Regions from separate parts of the Homo sapiens genome. Here region 1 is linked to region 2. A link is a loop called in an ENCODE intact Hi-C map of the cell type or tissue named here. Cell type or tissue: OCI-LY7. All regions are shown on one strand. Each heading gives the region's core, and the rest is flanking DNA. Links, peaks and the distances in the headings are about the cores only. Region 1 overlaps PPARGC1B (PPARG coactivator 1 beta). Region 2 has its middle 64 kb from the start of ARHGEF37.

What was found. A loop is a pair of places that touch in the nucleus more often than their neighbours do. Peaks named below come from ENCODE experiments on the same cell type or tissue, not always from the same donor. Only the 100,000 strongest peaks of a DNase experiment are listed, where the experiment ranks them.
Region 1: it touches region 2 in a loop (2.0-fold over the local background); 9 of 110 quality-filtered maps call a loop at or near these places.

What each region holds. Positions count from the first base shown.
Region 1 is chr5:149,772,883-149,778,255 of GRCh38, forward strand. The region is part of intron 1 of PPARGC1B (PPARG coactivator 1 beta); the gene reads left to right. Among named protein-coding and RNA genes, the nearest start is that of MIR378A, 43 kb to the left of the region's middle. RefSeq lists enhancers at 1-827, 4,572-4,751. In OCI-LY7, for the core only: CTCF peaks have their summits at 3,118 (motif pointing left) and 3,324; a DNase peak (open chromatin) is centred at 3,109.
Region 2 is chr5:149,642,400-149,647,772 of GRCh38, forward strand. No RefSeq gene overlaps it. Among named protein-coding and RNA genes, the nearest start is that of ARHGEF37, 64 kb to the left of the region's middle. In OCI-LY7, for the core only: a CTCF peak has its summit at 3,008; DNase peaks (open chromatin) are centred at 3,042, 3,562 and 4,412; H3K4me3 peaks cover 980 bases; H3K27ac peaks cover 1,472 bases.

The DNA.
Region 1 (5,373 bases), core at 103-5,102, 130 kb after region 2:
GACCTTGTGAAGATATTTGTGTGTGTGTTTAGTATGATGGTATCCTATGCCAGTGGTTGTACTGTGAACATACCTGGTGCTTAAGGTAAAGGCGCTGGCTGTGGTGGCGTTGCAGGAGGTGTTTGGGGAGATGGTCTTTGTTGCAGATATTTTCTATTGGGGTATGATGCTTGGTGTTTGTGAGATATTGTTCTGCCCGTGTACCAGCTCTGCCCATGCTTAGAGTTTTTGGTTAACAGTGTTGGCTGGGCTGATGCTTTCAGTCTGTACCTTCTTGGTGTTTGGGGCAACCCCACAGGCTGCAGTTCAGGTTGTGAGGCAAGGACTGCTGTGGTCGTGTCTTGTGCAGCCAGATGAGAGCTACATGTCTCTTACTAATCCAAACAGCCTCCAGAGGAAACAAAGCTGTGCCTCCTGAAGCTTGATGGAAGCTGCTGCATGACCCCGGCCTCCTGCCGGCCTGTCTGCCATGTTTTGTGCAGCTGGTGCATGGGTGAGCCTGGCAGCTGACCCTCCTCAGCCAGTGCTGCCTACACAGGGGAAGACACCTGCGGCTCCTGCTCTGCCCCGTGGGCAGGAGTGGGGCAAGGCAGCGTCTACTCTTAGGTGTGTCTCAGCCTGGCCCCTGCCTGGCTGGTTGCTCTGTTCTAGCCTGGTCCCTCCCAGGTCCCTCCTCACAAAAGGCAGCTCCACCTTCACAGACAGGGGTCAGGAGGAGGACAGACAGATGGAAATCACATATCCAAATCAGTGTGTAGTTACGCACTGAGAATGTGAGGAGGCTAACAGACACGGTGATGGGAGGCAGAGCGGCCGCGGGAGGGACTGAGATGGGGCCGGCAGGGTGGCCATGTGCTGGAAATGGATGTGTGAGGTGAAGCGCTTGGAGGCGTGGGGGAGGCTCAGCTCCCATCCCTCTCAGATGGGAGCTGAGTGCAAACTTCAGGAGGGAACTGGCTGCCCAGCGTGTTGGTGACTCTCATGAGAACTGGGGACTGTGGGCGGGGCTCAGCCTGCCCCACCTCTGCTGCCAGGCACCCCACTGGCATTTCTCTGGAATGTTGGTGCTCTGTCCCCAGATGCATGGCAGCCTGTACCTGCCAGTCAGAAAGCAGGTGTCCAGTGGTGAGCCTCAGGGCTCCAGCCTGAGCCCTCCTGCTTTGGCCACTGTAGCACCAGTTAAGAGAGCAAAGAAGGTACTTGTCCTGGGTCCCCCTTTCAGCTCTGACCTGAATTCCCTTTGGGGAGAGGCCATGGTGACATGGGCATCAGAGCCCCAGCGGAAAGTCCAGGGGTGGCACCTTGCAGCAGCCATGAGGCAGAGAGCCTGTGGAGTCCCCTGTTCCCCCCTAGTGAGGGGACACCGTCGTAGAGAAGTTTACAGAATGGGTGTCGGGGCCTGAGTTAAAGTTAGTGTTGCTGCTACTGACTGTGTGCACTGGGCTCCGGTTTCCTCACCTGCACAGCAGGGCTAAAAATCTGGCATAGCCCTGGGTGCTGTGAGGTTGCCATGAGATGCTACAGGTAAGGCATATAGCATTTAGCAGTGAGCCGGGCATATAGCAGCGGATCAGTAGAGGTCTGCGGCGCTGGTAATCCTTCTGGCTTCTGGTCCCACGATGACCGGCCTGACCACAATAATCACATCCGAGCATTAGCGGGGATTGGGATGATCTCTAGGACTCCCAGCTTTGACATTCATTCATTTGTTCATTCATTCATCTAGCATGCAGGCCACACCTCTTAGGAGTTTGTCTCTATTTAGGGTGCCAGGGCTTTAGGGACCTGTAATGACTAGGTCCCTGCCCCATGTGTGACCTGGCAGCTGGGCAGGCCTGAACCTCACCCCCTCTCCCTCCTGCCTCTGGCCCTATACTGACTTGCAGAACTCCATTTGTAGCTGGATCCTCAGGCCTTCTCAGAAGATGACAGATTCTCCAGGATCCACTCATGGGAGTCATGGAGACCAGGCTGCTGCTTTGGGAGTTGAGAGCATTTTGTCTAGTGGTTGGGTTCTATCCCTACTCGCGCTTCCCAGGATCTAGATGGGCTCATCTGGGACTCAGTGGAGCAGCATGTCCCCACAGCCAGAGAGCCGGGCGAGCTGCAGCCACAGCAGGCAGGGGAAACTGGTTCCACAATTCCACCTAGAATTGCTTCCCCCTTCTCCCTTTGGTGGGCTGTGTTCATTGGCAGCTGAGGGTTGTGTAGGGGTGGAGTAGGGCAGCTCCCTACTGTGGAGGCCTCCTGCCAGCCCCACATGGCTGAACTATCACCTCCTACTCTGGGCGTTACTGTAGAAGCCATAACTACAGCCCAGTGGGGGCAGAGGCAGCTGAGAATGCACATTTTTCTGTGGATCTGGAGAGGGCAGGGCATAGTGGTAATAGGAGGTGATATGGAGCCTAGGTTCTTGTCCCCACTATCATCACGGCCTTGTGTAACCTTGGACAGCTTCCGTGGCCCTGCAGGTCTTCAACTTCTTTCCCTTCACAGAGGCTCAGTGATTCTTGCCCTGCCTGCCGCCCAGGTTGCTTGGAGGATGCAGTAGGGTGACGCATGTGGCCACAGGGATAAAGGTCGTGACTGAGATGGTGCAGGAGCTGAGATGCGCCTTTCAGCACCCATGGCAGACAGAACGAATTCAGTCTCCACACTCTTACCCCTGAGCTCCAAGAGGCCTCAGAATCCACTGCAAAACAAGGCTTCAGGTAGTCCTCCCAATTAATTGAAGCTGACACTTGAGATAAACATTTTCTGAGAGACCTAGAAAGGCATGCTGAGTCTGCAGCTAGGCATGCCTTGTGGTAGGGGCTTTGGCTAGTGATGCCCACACTCTTCCCTGTCCTAGGATGGGAGCCAGGAAGCACTCAGGGATCTGAGCTCTGGATTTTCTGATCAGATTCTGCCTTTGGATCTCCTTCTCCAATTCACCCCCTACCCCCTTCTCTTTCTCCACATGCAACAATAAAGGGAGTTGTGGCATTAGGTGCACTGGACTGTCTAAAGAAAGTAAATCAGATTGGATAGAAATAAGTCCTTCCATTTTCCTCTCCCTGACCTAACAAATTCTTATGACATAACCAAGCTGTCCAAAGCCAGTATTGCCCCCTAGTGGTTAGCATCAAGAATACATAGACTGCCCAACCCTCTTCCCCTCCACCTCCTTCTCTGCCATACCAAGATACCACCTCTTTTCCTCTGTCATTGTTACTAACTTTCTCTTCATACAAGTATGTTTCTTTTTGAACCCCTGTACATTCTATTCTAACTCTAATAGGTGTCATAGAAAAGGCAGCAGAGTGTAGGTGATGAAAGAACATTGGACTGGGAGTAGTAGGGGCTGAACCATAGCCTCACTTCTGTTGCTAGCTTGCAATGAGACCATGGGCAAATTCCTTTCCCTCTCTGGGCCTTGGTTTTCCTATCTGCACTACAAAAATTCTGCCTTATGCAGCGTTTCCCAAAAGAGGTTCCAAAGGTTTTTTTTATTTATTTATTTTTATTTTTTCAACTTCCAGCAGCACCCCAAAGCTTTTTAGGCTGGACAGTTTTGCATTGTGTAGGACTGCCCCAGGCACTCAGGACAGTTTGCATCCCAGATCTCCAAGTCAAATCATTGTGGTAGGTGGAACACCCACATGCTCCCTGGCAGTAATACTGCTGTGGTTGGCATTCGTTGAACTAGGGGATCTTGAGAGCATGTGTAGGTGGTTGCTGGTTTGATGAGAGTTGGGTGGGTCGTTGGTGTCAGCTGCAGCTAGGATGCAATGAAGACATCTGGGGCCCTGGGAATGACCCACCCAGAGGCCACCATTGTAGTGTAACGGAGGCACTGTGGCCTCAGCAGTTAGCCCCACATTCACATCCCCTCTCTGCCACTTGCTAGCTCTGGGGCTTCAGACAAGTTTGAGCAGGATTGTGTATGTGGTTCTCAGTTGACAATGGAAATGGCCCCGTAACCTTTTCCTGTTGGCAGCGGACAGGGAGAGGCTCTCCTGGCTTCCTGCACTCTGCACACACATGTGTGTACACACCCTTGCTCTTGCCCAGTTCCTGGTCCCGAGTCCTTCCCCACCCTCAGCCCAGCTCTTCCATTATTGTTAATGATCATGTCCTTGTGGGGAGCCCTTTCAGTTTGCAAGAAGGAGGTTATTCCCATTGTGCAGGTGCTGGGCCTGAGCCTCAGAAGGTAGTGTGGTTTCCCTTAAGCAGCAAGGCGAGGCTAGAATTCAGTCTGAATCTGTTCTTCTTCTTGTTTTTGCTGAGGCAGTTTTGTGGCTTTTTTCATCTACGATTTATCAAAAGCACTTAGTATATGCCCTGGCTTTAGAGTCATTTTCTCAATTTTCCCAAACACACATAGACCGACAAAGACCCCTGCTCACCACACATGCTCTGCCCACTTTACAGATGTGGAAACTTTAGAGGGAAGTCCAGAAACACATGCCACGGTTGCTGAGCTCTCTGTCTGCAGAACCTGTTCCCTTCCTCCCCCCACCACCCAAACTCTCCTACCTCCTTCCAAAAGCCACCACCCCCTGGGCCATTGGCAGCCCCTGCCCGGTTGTGAGGCCTGGCCTGAGTGGTGCTGACAATCAGGAGTGGGAGGGGGCCTGCCTGGCTCTGAGCTCAGGAGTGTGTTGGGAAATTCCGCCACCCTCCCACGCAGGCAGGGAAGAGTTAAGTGGCTGCCTTGTCCCTCATGGGTCCCAGAGGCCTCTTCACTCCTTTTACAGACTGGGTCTCCTAAGGAAACTGCCGGGCAGCCGGCCCCTCCCCCAGCATCCTCACATCTTGCCTTCTTTGGTCCTCTCTCCCCATGAGAACCACACCACCCAGGGCCTCTAGCTTCCCAAGATGGGGACACTTGGAAGTAGAGATTTAAAAACTGTCTTTGTAACACACACACACACACACACACACACACACACACACACACACAGTATCCGGCTGCTTGTATCCATGTAGCAGTGCCCCCCTCCCCCCCCACCACAGACACACACACAGAGTACCCGGCTGCTCATATCCATGTAGCATCACACACACACACACACACACACACACACACACACACACACAGTATCCGGCTGCTTGTATCCATGTAGCAGTGCCCCCCTTCCCCCCCCCACAGACACACACACAGAGTACCCGGCTGCTTATATCCATGTAGCAGCATCTCACACACACACACACACACACACACACACACACACACACACACACACAGAGTACCCAGCTGCTCACATTCCATGGAGCAGCAACACACACACACACACACAGAGTACCTGGCTGCTCGTATCCATGGAGCAGCATCAGCTGGGTCTCAGCAGGTGCTTTGTCTTGGAGGGGATGACAGAAGGGAGGCAGCCC
Region 2 (5,373 bases), core at 74-5,073:
GGAAGATGACGGCAAGCAAGGCTTTGTGTCACTCTTCCCATAGTCTTCCCCTCTTAGTAAACAGTGCCATCATCCACACAATTGTTCCCACCAGAAACCGGGGCCTCATCCCTGATTCCTCTCTTCCTCTCAGCCCTTCACATTCAAACCTTTCATTTTCCCTCCCAAACCTACCTGAAATTGGTCCACTTCTGCTCCACCTCCACCCTCTCCGCAACTTCACCCATCATCTCTTGTCTGGACTCCTGAAGGTCTCTGTTCCCACCTCAGCCTTCACCCACAACCCACTCTCCATAGTGTAGCAAAGTGATTCTTCAAAATAGGAAATTGGAGAATGTTAGTCCTCTGCTGAAAACTGTACCAAAACCCAAACTCCTTACTCTGAACTAAGAGGCCCTAACTGTCCCACTCACCTTGCACAACCCTCCCCTTGGTCACCATATGAGGGCCACACTTGCTCTGTCTCCGTTTCTCAGCGACTCTTAACTAAGCTTGTCCCTGACTCAGGGCCGTTGCACTGCACACTGCCTGTTCCCTTCCCCGGAATGCTCTTCCCCCAGATCTGCCCATCGCCAGTTTTCCTTGCCATGAAGGTCTCAGTGTAAATGTCAGCTCCTGAGTGACGCCTTCCCTGACCACTCAATCTAGTGGCCTCCAGCCCTCCCCATTTCACCCCTCACCACTCATTATTGTATCACCCTGTCTTATTTTCTTATTTTGTTAAAATAAAACCTTTTTTTTTTTTGAGACAGGGTTTTTCTCTCACCCAGGCTGGAGTGCAGTGGTGCAATTTCAGTTCACTGCAACCTCTGCCTTTTGGGCTTAAGTGATTCTCCCACCTCAGCCTCCCGAATAGCTGTACCACCAAGCCTGGCTAATTTTTGTATTTTTTATAGAGATGGGGTTTCATCATATTGGCCAAGCTGGTCTCAAGCTCCTGAGCTCAAGCAATCTGCCCACCTTGGCCTCCTAAAGTGCTGGGATTATAGGTGTGAGCCACTGTGCCTGGTCTTGTCTTATTTTCATTACAGAACACATCACTCCTTGTTTTCTTGTTTCTGTATTTGTTTATTGTCTGGCTCACTCAAGAGAAAGTAAGCTCCTCAAAGGCAGGGTCTTTATCCTTCTTATTCAATGCAACATTTTGGGACCATACTTATACTAAAAAATTATTCACTGTTTGTCTGAAATTCACATTTTACTAGCTGCCCTGCATTTTATCTGGCAACCTTACTTGAGGCCCACGGTCTCACATCTTGGGGACATGGGCCCAGGAGAGTGAGGCTGGCATGTGAAGAGGAGACAAGAGAGAAAATACTTCAGTGGAGAGAGACAGAGAGGACACAAGGAAGACAGAGTGTCAGGGAGAGAGAGAGAGAAGGAGACAGCATAGAGAATGAGCGGGATTGAATAAAAGTGACGCCAAGAGAGAATGAGGGACAGAAAAAGAGAAAAACAAGAAAGAGTCATAGAATAAGACAGGGTCAGAGAGACAGAGAGAGAAATTGTGAGAGTCAGAGAAAGGTCGAGAGAGAGGCACAGGGATACCAACAGGCCCCTCTGATAGTGTTCAAGTCCCATAGTTCAGTGACCCAGGCTCAGCTCCACCCCTGCTTTTTCTGTAGTTTGTTTACAGGCACCAATAGACTTCCCTTTTGCTTAAGAATAGTAGCCAACATCTCTTGAATTTTTGTGCATGCCAGGCTGGGGCCAGATGCTTCGGGCGACTGTCTCCTTTATCCCGTCCCCTCACAATGCTTCTGTGTGATTCCCTCTGCAGAGGAAGAACTGAGGAACAGTTCTTTAAATAACATGCCCAAGGTTACAGAGATGCTAGGCAGCAGAGGTGGGATTCAAACCCACGCAGTTAGTCGCCAGAGCGTTTGACTGCCACGTGGGGTCATTGTCAGTTGCAACGAAGGAGTTCCTGAGTGGCAGTTGGGTAGAGCCGATTCAGCAGAGAGGCTGGCTCACACTGGAATGGTGACCCCAGACCCTCAAGAGGCAGATTGGCATGATGTTGGGAAAGTTCTTTATCTTCTCGGAGCCTCAACTTCCTCTTCTGTAAAATGGAGCTGATACTAACATTAGCTATGTCCTAGGGTTGATTGATATGTAGGTTAAGTGACTGACTGAGATACACACACACACACAGCAGTTACATCAAGTAAGCATTTAAAAATACTCACAGACATTTTCATGATCTTCTGTTCATCTCTGACACCCAGCACAGGATCTGGCATAAAGCCAGTGCTTAGGCTACCTTGATGGTTGATGATGAGACTGGAGAATATTAACGAGAATCCTAATGATCATTTATTCAACAGCTACTACATACCAGGCATTGTGCTAAGCACCTTACAGGTATCTTTCGGTCAATCTCCTGTCAATGTAGGTATTGTTATCCCCATTTTACAGATGAGAAAACTGAGGTCCCATGAAATCAATTGACCAGAAAGGCCACAGAGAGAAATCCAGAGCTAAGATCTCAACCCCAGTCCATAAGGAAAGGACACCAGCTCAGTGACTGTGTCTGCTTTAATGCAGCGGGGAAGTGGATGGATTGCACTGAGATGTTTTCCTGTGGACTGAGGTTTTCTCTTTTTTTCTTTCTTCGTGTGTGTGTGTGTGTGTGTGTGTGTGTGTGTGTGTTTGTGATAGAGTTTCACTCTATTGCCCAGGCTGGAGTACAGTGGCATGATCTACACTACATGATCTCACTACAACCTCGAACTCCTGGGCTCAGAGATTCTCCTACTTCAGCCTCCCAAGTAGCTAGGACTACAGAGGTGCCACCACACCCAGCTAATTTTTTACTTTTTGTAGAGAAGGGGTCTCGCTTTGCTGCCCAGGTTGGTCTTGAACTTCTGGCCTCAAAAGATGCCCTCGCCTCCGCTGGGATTACAGGCATGAGCCACTACTGCTGGCCTGGGCTGAGTTTTGACAGTTTACCATTCTCTTCATGTCCCTTACAGATGCCCTGTGTGCACACTTTTTAATGCACTGTCATCTCACTAGATGGCTGTTACGAGTCCCATCCTATGACGGAGGCCCAGAGACTGAGGGACTTGCCAAGGGCTACACGGGAATTAAGAAAAGAGCAGGTTCTGAACTCAGCTTCGTCTGACTGGAAGTCTAGTCTGTCCACTGTACCCAACTGTCTGAACTACAGGGAGCCCCAGCAGAGCATGACATCCCTCAGATCTCCCGAAAGCACTCACGTTTCATCATGCCCACTGCCAACGAACGCCCCACATTGGGGTCCCTGAGTGTGCATCTCTTATCCTACAATAGCCTCTCGAGGCATCTCCAGCCCAGTTCCTCCTGCCTTCCCTCTTTTCTTCGAAAGGTCACCACCAGGGCCAGCTTTCAGAAGCACAGATTTCACTGTGTCACTCCTTCCAAGGCTTTATGGTCCGACCTCTGTTTATTAGTCCCCTCCCACCCCGACTTGAACTCTCTGCCCTGGCTGAGCTGAAGTTTCTCTATTGCTCTCTCTGACACGTGCTCTTTCATCTTCCCCACTCTCCTTCACCCCTGCTAAACTATCCTTCAAATCTCAGTGACATGTCGCTTCCTCCAGGAAGTCCTCTTTGCTTGGTTCAGGTGCTCTTTCTGTATAGCCTTCTACTCAGGTCCTTCTCCCTCTCTGTTGAGGTTGCTGTTTTACTGTTTTACTTGAGGGTCTCTCCCACTGAGTCAGCTTCATAAAGGCAGAGTCCATGTCTGTCTTGTTCACACTTCATCCCCAGAGCCTGGCACCATGTCTACTACGTGGTTGGTACTCAGTGAAAAGCTGTTGAATAAATGGACAAGTACACAAATGAGGATTCCATTATTATTATTATTATTATTATTTACATTCAGCATCAAGCTCAGTTTGCTGGTACATAGTAGGCTCCCAGAGACATACACTGAGTGGATGACAGAGGAATGAACAAATGAATTAAAAACATGGCTCAACCTCCACACCCCAGCACCATTTGCTCACTTCTTAGCTTGCAGGCCTCTCTCAACTGCAGCATCTCTTGCAGAATAAAAGGGATTGCAACTCCTTGTTTGAATGCTGTGGGGTTTTGAGTAGAAAGAAATACTCCTCCTTTGACAAGAAGAATTTCAGGCGAAAGAGGCTTTTCTTGCTGGTGAAGGAAGGAGAGAGAGTTGGGGCCTCAGCCCCATTTCTGGATGGCCTCAATTGGCCCTGAACTGACTAATAAAGTGTGAAATTGACTTTATCCTCCACCACATCTCCCCAGCCAAAGTATCCCTGTAGCATCTCCCTCTGCTACAACTGATGCAGCACTGTCGCCATCCCCTCCGTCACTGACAGGCAGGCAGGTCATTACCACCCACGCAGCCCCAGGGCCCAGCAGCTCTGCAGAGCCCAGGAAGTCATTTGGCCTCAGGCCAAGACAGGCTTTCAAAGCCAGAAGCATCTGACAGACGTGGCATGTCTGATGCACCTTCTAAGCCCGCCACCGGCTCTTTTTGTCCCTATTTACTCCTCTGGCACTGGCTCACTGACTTCTAAGACGCGGGTGGGGGCTGCGGTGGGTGACAGCATTGAGTGAGCTCTTTGAGCCTCATCCTGGCCAGTTGCACCAAATGCAGGGTTGAAGAATCAGAGCCAAAGGGGTTTGAGAAAGCAATGCAATCAGAGAATTGGAGCTTTGCAAAGGTAGCAGCTCAGGGAGCCCCTGAGGTGTCTTAAGGGCTACTTGGGAGATGATAGGAGGCCCCCAAGGCCCTCTTTCTACCAGGACAGGGTCATTTTTTTTAGCCTATTTTGTTTATTCCCTAGTTTAAGATTTCCTAGGAGGAAGGAGAGTCTACAGCCCCAATGAGGCCTAAAACCAGTGATCTATCCAGCAGTCATTCCCAACCTTGCCTGGGAATCAAAATTAACTGCATGACTTGGTGAGAAACGCAGATGCTGAGCCCTGTAGCATTTTTATCTGCTCAGAACCTATTTCCTCTTCCCCCAAGGATAGATTCCATGTTCTCTTGAGAGCCATACCTACCCCACACATCAACCGTGTGGTGTGAGTGAACACCCTGCTTGGTCCCTTGAAACTCCAGGCACAAGCATTTTCCTAGGCCTGGCCAGTCACAGACAGAGTGATCCGTCCAGAGGCTGGAGTGGCAGCCCCCAGAATTGTGTCAAGGCTGTAAAGGAAGAGAGGTTCTCTTTTCTCGGAGACTTTAGGCTTTTGGCTGGTGGCTGTCATCTTGGAACTGGTGGCTAAGAATGAAGCCAACAAAGAGGCAAACCATGACAAAGGATGAAAGAGAGGGAGAGAGAGTAAGAGAGAAACAGAGAGACACTGAAAGAAACAGAGGCAGACAGACACATCTGGTGTCATGTTATGAGCA